Regions from separate parts of the Homo sapiens genome. Here region 2 is linked to region 1. Evidence: read pairs that join two places in POLR2A ChIA-PET (ENCODE). Cell type or tissue: GM12878. All regions are shown on one strand.

Evidence for each region. Peaks named below come from ENCODE experiments on the same cell type or tissue, not always from the same donor. Only the 100,000 strongest peaks of a DNase experiment are listed, where the experiment ranks them.
Region 2: POLR2A ChIA-PET joins it to region 1 with 7 read pairs; 2 of 35 experiments call an interaction of 5 or more read pairs at or near these places.

The regions. Positions count from the first base shown.
Region 1 is chr12:94,156,709-94,160,708 of GRCh38, reverse strand. All of the region lies in intron 1 of PLXNC1 (plexin C1), which reads right to left. Among named protein-coding and RNA genes, the nearest start is that of PLXNC1, 10 kb to the right of the region's middle. In GM12878, no CTCF peak of the experiment used is centred here; a DNase peak (open chromatin) is centred at 2,488; H3K4me3 peaks cover 1,784 bases; H3K27ac peaks cover 1,971 bases.
Region 2 is chr12:94,316,469-94,320,468 of GRCh38, reverse strand. The region is part of intron 14 of CEP83 (centrosomal protein 83); the gene reads left to right. Among named protein-coding and RNA genes, the nearest start is that of CEP83, 140 kb to the left of the region's middle. In GM12878, no CTCF peak of the experiment used is centred here; a DNase peak (open chromatin) is centred at 2,108.

The sequences.
Region 1 (4,000 bases):
GAGCTCTGCAGGGTTATGAAGAAACATATTGCTAAGTGCGGGGGCTGACACTAGGTTACACCTACAGCCACCAGCTGCTCTAGGCTATTCCCCCCTCTATTGCCTCAGAGAAGCAAGGCTTTGCACTCGGAATCCAATTTTTAAAAGGGGTCAATGATAGAGAAAGGAGCCTCAGGAGAAGACCAAGGGGCGATGATCAGGAACAGCTGGTGTGTTAGGTAACACGCTTCCTCAGTCAGGTTGCGGGGAGACAGGGGATGACAAGGAATCCTGGCTAATTGGGAAGGGAGTCAAAAGGAAATACACTTCCCTGTTGCTGCCCAGCTTTTACTTTTCCTCAAAACAGAGCCCCAGTGTCAACTCCTCTTGGACGCACTCATCTCACCATGCTATAATCACTATCTTCTCCACCAGATGAAGAGTACCTTTTTTCCAGTTCTAGAAACACTTACTGAGGGCTCACTCACCATGTGTTAGCCAACCTGATAGATGCCTGGGAAAGAAAGATGAGCCAGACCTGGCTACTCCCCTCAGTGCACATATAGCCCAAACAGGGATGTGTGGGGCCTGACACAGGGCCTGGCACACTCTAAGGTTTATAGAGTGGATCCCCAACTCCTAACTTCATTGCCAACTCCCTACTTAGCAACTCTTCCTGTCTTCCTGTATGTCCCAAGGCATCTAAAAATCAACAAAAATTAAACTCATCCTCTAATTGGTCCTCCACGTCTTAAAAACCTATTTCACTTCACCCCTCCTCTCCATCCTCATTGCTGCAACCTCAGTTCAGCTCTTCAACGTCCCTCAGTTGAATGATTGCAATAAACAAAATCCATCTGTTTCTCTCCATATTTGTCACCACTGCTCGTGGCCAAGGTGACATTATTTCTTGTCTGGACTACTGCAAGAGCCTCCTGCAGGTTTTCCTTCTTCCGCTGTGGCCAATCTCTCATCCATTCCCCACAGGGCAGCCGTTATTTAGGAATTCAAATCCAATCATTTCACTTCCCTTCAAAGGCTCTCCTGTGCTCGGAGAAGAAAATCTAATCTCCTTCCCATTGCCAAGGAGGCCTGCAGGCTGGGCCTGCTGCTTCCTTCTCCAGCCTCCTCCCCTCATACTCTCTCCTCTACCTCCCTAGCCTCAACCACACTAGCATTTTGCTCTCCACAACCACCAAGACCAGGATGTTCCATCTTTGAGTTCTTGCACATGCCCTCCAGTCTGCCAGCACTGCTCTTCCCAGATCTGCAAGGGAAACCTGCAACCGGCCTTTCTTATCTTCCTGGTGTCAATTCGGCCTCCTTAAAGAGAACTTACCCCAACACCTGCAACCCCCAAATGCCTCTGCTACATTACCTGTTTAGTGAAGTGCCTCCGTTTCTTCATCTTTAAAATGGTAGTAATAATACAGCCCATTTTGTAAAGTTGCAGTGAGGATTAGATGAGTTAATATTGGTAAAGTGCTTAGAATAATGATATACAGTAGGTGAGCTGTAAATTTTAGCTATCATCTTAATGTAAAAGTAACTATTAATTTGCCAAATGTTTATTGTCTACCCTATTTACCATGATATAAATGTCTCCACACATTGCTTGGCACATAATAGGAGCTCAAGAAAGTATTCGAACAAATGATAGTCCTTCTAATAAGGTGCTTTGCCTCCAACCTTATTGCAGCCACTTTATCTTCTGAGTAATCTTTCTAGAACACATTCAGATTGTGTCTGTTTATAATCCCGCTGTTTTACTCCATCAACCTTAGCCATGGTTTTCACACCCTGCTCTAGAAGTTCCTTGGAGATGCCTCAGGGACAGGCCCGGATGGGGTGTGGCAAGTTGTAGGGCTCCGGAAACTCCCAACCCCTGCTTCCTCCCATGTTCCCAGCGCTTGGTAATTGGTCTTACAAAAAGAACCAAGTCAATGATAATTTTTCTCAAGAGACAGGGTCGTGTTACGTTGTTCAGGCTGGATTTTAACTCCCGGGCTCAAGCGATCTCCCTGTCTCAGACTCCCAAGCAGTTGGACTACAAATATGTGCCACTACACCTGGCTAAGATTTTTATTTTTATTTTTGTAGAGATGGGGTCTTGCTACGTTGCCCAGGCTAGTCTTAAAACTCCTGGGCTCAAGTGATCCACCCGTCTTGGCCACCCAAGGTGCTGGGATTATGGGCATGCGCCATCTGCTCCCTGCCTAATGATAATTTTCTAACCTTTTTCTCATAGGGAGCTTCCGATTGATAATTTATTTTAAAGGCAAGGTTTGGAAAGTCTAGAGGACCAACCATCAGGATAAAATCCAACCACCTTTGCCCGTCTCATTAAGCCCTTCACCATCTGGACCTGCACACTCGTTTCTGGACATTCCGCAGCCTGGTGAGCTGCTTGTGGCTCCCAGGCTTACTCAACTTCCTGCTTGTGCACAAGCTGTGCCTTCTCTCTAGAACTCCCTTCTCTGCCTTCTCCACTCAGCTTCAAGATGCAGCTCAAGCATTACCTCTCTGAAGCCTCCCAGATCCTCCCAGGCTGAGAGTAGTGCCTCTTTTTGGGACTTCCACGGCAGCTTTTGGTCACGTCTCTCTTGCCATGAGCATCAGACTGTATGGGAAAGGTTTGTTTTACTCTCATTCTTTCTATAATAGCAGGAGTCAACAAACCACCACCTGTGGGCCAAATCTGGCTTGTTGCCTGTTTTTCAAACGGCCCATGAGCTAAGAATAGCTTTTGCATTTTAAAATGGTTGAAAAGAATCAAAAAAAGAATAACTCATGACAAGTGAAAATTACAGGGAATTCACATTTCGGTGTCCATAACATTTTAATGGAACACAGCCCTACCTGCTCATTTATGTATTGTCCATGGCTGTGTTCACACTACAGCAGCAGAATTGAGCAGTTGTGATAGAGACTGTATGCAGCCTGCAAAGCCGAAAATATTGATGATCTGGCCCTTTACAGAAAGAGTTTGCTGACCCCTGCATAACAGCATTGACCAGGGTGGTGGGATGGAAATAGGGCCACATCCCCCTAGTAACTTCTCTAAGGAAAGCACTATGTGTAGCTATTGAACAGACAATCCAACCAACATGAAAATCAGCTACTGAAACTGAAAAATGAATGTCACAGTTCTATTTGTTTTTGTGATCATGTAAAAATTAGCATTTCATCAAGATAGAAAATTAAAACTAAGAAAAATGATAAGCACATTTCATAAAAAACATAATAAGAAAACCTACCATTCCATGGCCCCACTTTGATGAACAGGTTAGACCCATGCTGGCCACACACTGTTCCCAAGTCGACTTTGGGGTTTCCCAGTCTTCATCATCTGTGTGCCAATGCATGTTTGGGGAAGGGAGTGGTCATCAAAAAACTTTAAGGGAGGCAGATTTGACACTACTGTATGCTACTGTAATCAAGATGTTGGTCTTGGTGTGGCTCTTCCGCCATCCTGTTCTAAGGGAATCCACCTGCAGCACCTGCTGGGGACAATTGCATGTTTGATCCTCTTCTAGTCGGACCAGGGGCCAGCACCTGCCCCAAGGGTTACAAATCCCTACACTGAACTCGGGCTCATCATCTGGTGGGAAAGATGAACTGGACTCAACTCTATCTCTCTCCTGGCAACTTGGACTAAATAATACAGAAAGTCATTGCCAGTTAGTAGCCAAAGCCGAAGGTGACAGGCTGTTAAGATGTACAGTGGGAGGCAAGTGTGCTGGCTTATGCCTATAATCTTAGCACTTCGGAAGGACTGCTTTAGCTCAGGAGATTGAGACCAGCATGGGCAACATAGCAAGACCTCATCTTTACCAAAAATAAAAATAAAAAAAATCAGCCTGGCATGGTGGTGTGTGCCTGTAGTCCCAGCTACTTGGGAAGCTGAGGTGGGAGGATCACTTGAACCCAAGAGTTTGAGGCCGCAATAAGCTATGATCATGCCACTGCACTCCAGTCTAGGTGACAGGGTGAGACTCTGTTTAAAAAAAAAAAAAAAAAA
Region 2 (4,000 bases), 160 kb before region 1:
CAATACAGAAACACACTTAAGTACACAGATGAGCCACACTATAAAGCAACCACACAAGCCAGCCTAATAACCAGCTAACAACACAATGACAGGATCAAATCCACACATATTAATACTGACCTTGAATATAAATGGGCTAAGTGCCCCCATTTAAAAGGCACAGAGTGGCAAGCTGGATAAAAAAGCAAGACCCAGTGATATGCTGTCTTCAAGAGACCCATCTTATATGCAATGACACCCATAGGCTCAAAATAAATGGATGGAGGAACATCTGCCAAGCAAATGGAAATCAGAAAAATGCCAGGGTTGCAATCCTAGTTTCAGACAAAACATTTTAAACCAACAAAAATCAAAAAAGACACGGGTTTACATAATGGTAAAGGGTTCAATTCAATAAGAAGACGTAACTATCCTAAATATATATGCACCCAACATAGGAGCACCCGGATTCATAAAGCAAGTTCTTAGAGACCTACAAAGAGATTTATACTCCCACACAATAACAGTGGGAGACTTCCACATTCCACTGACAGTATTAAATCCTTGAGGAAGAAAGTTAACAAAGATATTCAGGACGTGAACTTAACATTGGACCAGATAGATCTGATAGACCTCTACAGAACTCTACATCCAAAAACAACAGGAATATACATTCTTCTCATTGCTGCATGGCACATACTCTGAAATTGACCACACAATCAGACATAAAACAATCCTCAGCAAATGCAAAAGAACTGAAATACCAAACACACAGCACAATAAAAATTGAAATCAAGACTAAAAATATAATTGCTCAAAACCATTTACATGGAAGTTAACCTGCTCCTGAATGACTTTTGAGTAAAGAATGAAATTAAGGCAGAAATCGAGAAGTTATTTGAAACTAAGAGAAAAAAGATACAACATACCAGAATCTCTGGGACACAGCTAAGGCAATGTTATGAGGGAAATTTATAGCACCAAATGCCCACATCAAACAGTTAAAAAAGATATCAGCAACCTAGCAGCACAACTAAAACAATGAGAGGACCAAGAGAAAACCAACCCAAAGCTAGCATTAGAGCTGAACAGAAGGAGATCAAAACATGAACAGCCATTCAAAAGATTAACTAATACGGGAGTTGCGTTTTTGAAAAAATTGTTAGGCCACTAGTTAGCCTAATGAAGAAAAATGAGAAGATCCAAATAAACACAATTAGAAATGACAGAGGGGATGTTACCACTGACCCCACAGAAATACAAACAACCGTCACAGACAACTATAAACACCTTTCTGCATACAAACTAACAAAGCTAGAAGAGACAGATAAATTTCTGGACACATACACCTTCCCAAGATAGAACCAGGAAGAAGTTGATTTCCTGTACAGACCAATAATGAGTTCTGAAATTGAGGCAGTAGTAAATACCTGCCAACCAAAAAAAGCCCAGGGCCAGATGGATTCACAGCCACATGCTACCAAATGTTCAAAGAAGAGCTGGTACTGCTTCTCCTGAAACTGTTAACAAAAAATAGAGGAGCAGGAAATCCTTCCCAAATCATTCTGTGAAGCCAGCATTGTCCTGATAACAAAACCTGGCAGAGACACAACAATGAAAACTTTAGGCCAATATCTTTGACGAATATTGATGCAGAAATCCTTAACAAAATGCTTACAAACCGAATCCAGTAGCACATCAAAAACCTAATCTACCATGATTATGTAGGTTTTATCTTTGGGATGCAAGGTTGATTCAACATGTGCAAATCAATAAATGTGATTCATCACATAAACAGGACTAAAGACAAAAACCACATGGTTATCTCAATAGATGTAGAAAAGGCTTTTGATAAAATTCACCATCCCTTTCTATTAAAAACTCAATAAACTAAGTATTGAAGGAACATACTACAAAATGTGAGAGCCATCTGTGACAAACCCACAGCTAACATCATACTGAATGGGCAAAATATGGAAGCATTCTCTTTGAAAACCAGCACAAGACAATTATACCCTCTCTCACCACTCCCATTCAACATAGTATTAAAAGTCCTGGCCAGAGTAGTTAGGCAAGAGAAAGAAAGAAATAAAGGGCATCCAAGTAGGAGGAGAGGAAGTGAAACTATTCATGTTTGCAGTCGACATGGTTTTATGTTTAGGAAACCCCCATAGTCTCAATCCAAAAAGCTCCTTCAGCTGATAACTTTAGCAAAGTTTCAAGATACAAACTCAATGTACAAAAATCACTAGCATTCCTGTACACCAACAGCCAAGCTGAGAGCCAAATCAGGAATGCAATCCCATTCACAATTGCACAAAATAAAATACCTAGGAATACAGCTAAATGTGGGTGAATGATCTCTACAATGATAATTATAAAACACTGCTTAGACAAATCAGAGATGATACAAATAAATGGCAAAACTTTCCATGCTCATGGATAGGAAGAATCAATATCATTAAAATGGCCATACTGTCAAAAGCAATTTATTGATTCAGTGCTATTTCTATCACACTACCAATGGCATTCTTCATGGAACTAGAAAAAAACTTTTAAAATTCATGTGGAACCAAAAAAGAGTCCAAATAGCCACAGCAATCCTATGCCAAACAACAACAACAAAAAACGTGGAGTCATCATGCTACCTGACTTAAAACTATACTATAGAGCAACAATAACCAAAACAGCATGATATTGATACAAAAACAAACACATAAATCAATGGAACAGAATAGAGTAACCAGAATTAAGGCCTCACAGCTACAATCATCTGATCTTCAACAAAGCTGACAAAAACAAGCAATGGGAAAAAGGACACCCCATTCATTAAATGGTGCTGGGATAAACAGCTAGCCATATGCAGAAGATTGAAACTAGACCTCTTCCTTACACCATATGCAAAAGTCAACTCAAGAAGGATTAAAGACTTAAATGTAAAATCCAAAACTATAAAAACACTGGAGGACAACCTAGGCAATACCATTCAGGACATAGGAACTGGCAAAGATTTCATGATGAAGATGCCAAAAGCAATCACGACAAAAGCAAAAGTTGATAAATGGGTTCTAATTAAACTTAAGAGCTTCTGCACAGCAAAAGAAACTGTCAACAGAGTAGACAGATAACCTACAGAATGGGAGAAGATATTTAGAAGCTATGCATCTGCATCTGACAAAGGTCTATCTAGCATCTATAAAGAACTTAAATTTACAGGATAAAAACAACCCCATCAAAAGTGGGCAAAGGAAATGAACAGATCATTTTCAAAAGACATACATGTGACCAACAAGCATATGAAATAAAGCTCAATGTCACTGATCATTAGAGAAATGCAAATCAAAACCACAATGAGATACCATCTTACACCAGTCAGAATGGCTATTAAAAAATAAAAAAATAGCAGATTCTGGCGAGGTTGTGGAGAAAAGGGAATACTTTGATACACTGTTGGTGGGAGTGTAAATTAGTTCAACCATTGTGGAAAGCAGTGTGGTAATTCCTCAAAGAGCTAGAAACAACTACCATTGGACCCAGCAATCCCATTACTGGGTAAATATACTCAAAGGAATATAAATCTTTCTGCCATAAAGACACATGCATATGTTCATTGCAACACTATTCACAATAGCAAAGACATGGAATCAACCTAAATGCCCATCAATGGAAGATTGGATAAAGAAAATGCGGTATATATACACCATGGAATACTATATAGCCATAAAAAAGAATGAGATAATGTCCTTTGCCAGGTACATGGATGGAGCAAGAGGCCATTATCCTTAGCAAACTAACACAAAAAAGGAAAACCGAATACTGCATGTTTTCATTGTCATAAGTGGGAGCTAAATGATGAGAACACATGGACACAAAGGGGAGCAACAGATACTGGGGCCTACTTGAGACTGGAGCATGGGAGGAAGGAGAGGATCAGAAAAAATAACTTGGGTACTAGGCTTAGTACCTGGGTGATGAAATAATCTATTTACCTATAAAACAAACCTGCACATGTACCTCTGAG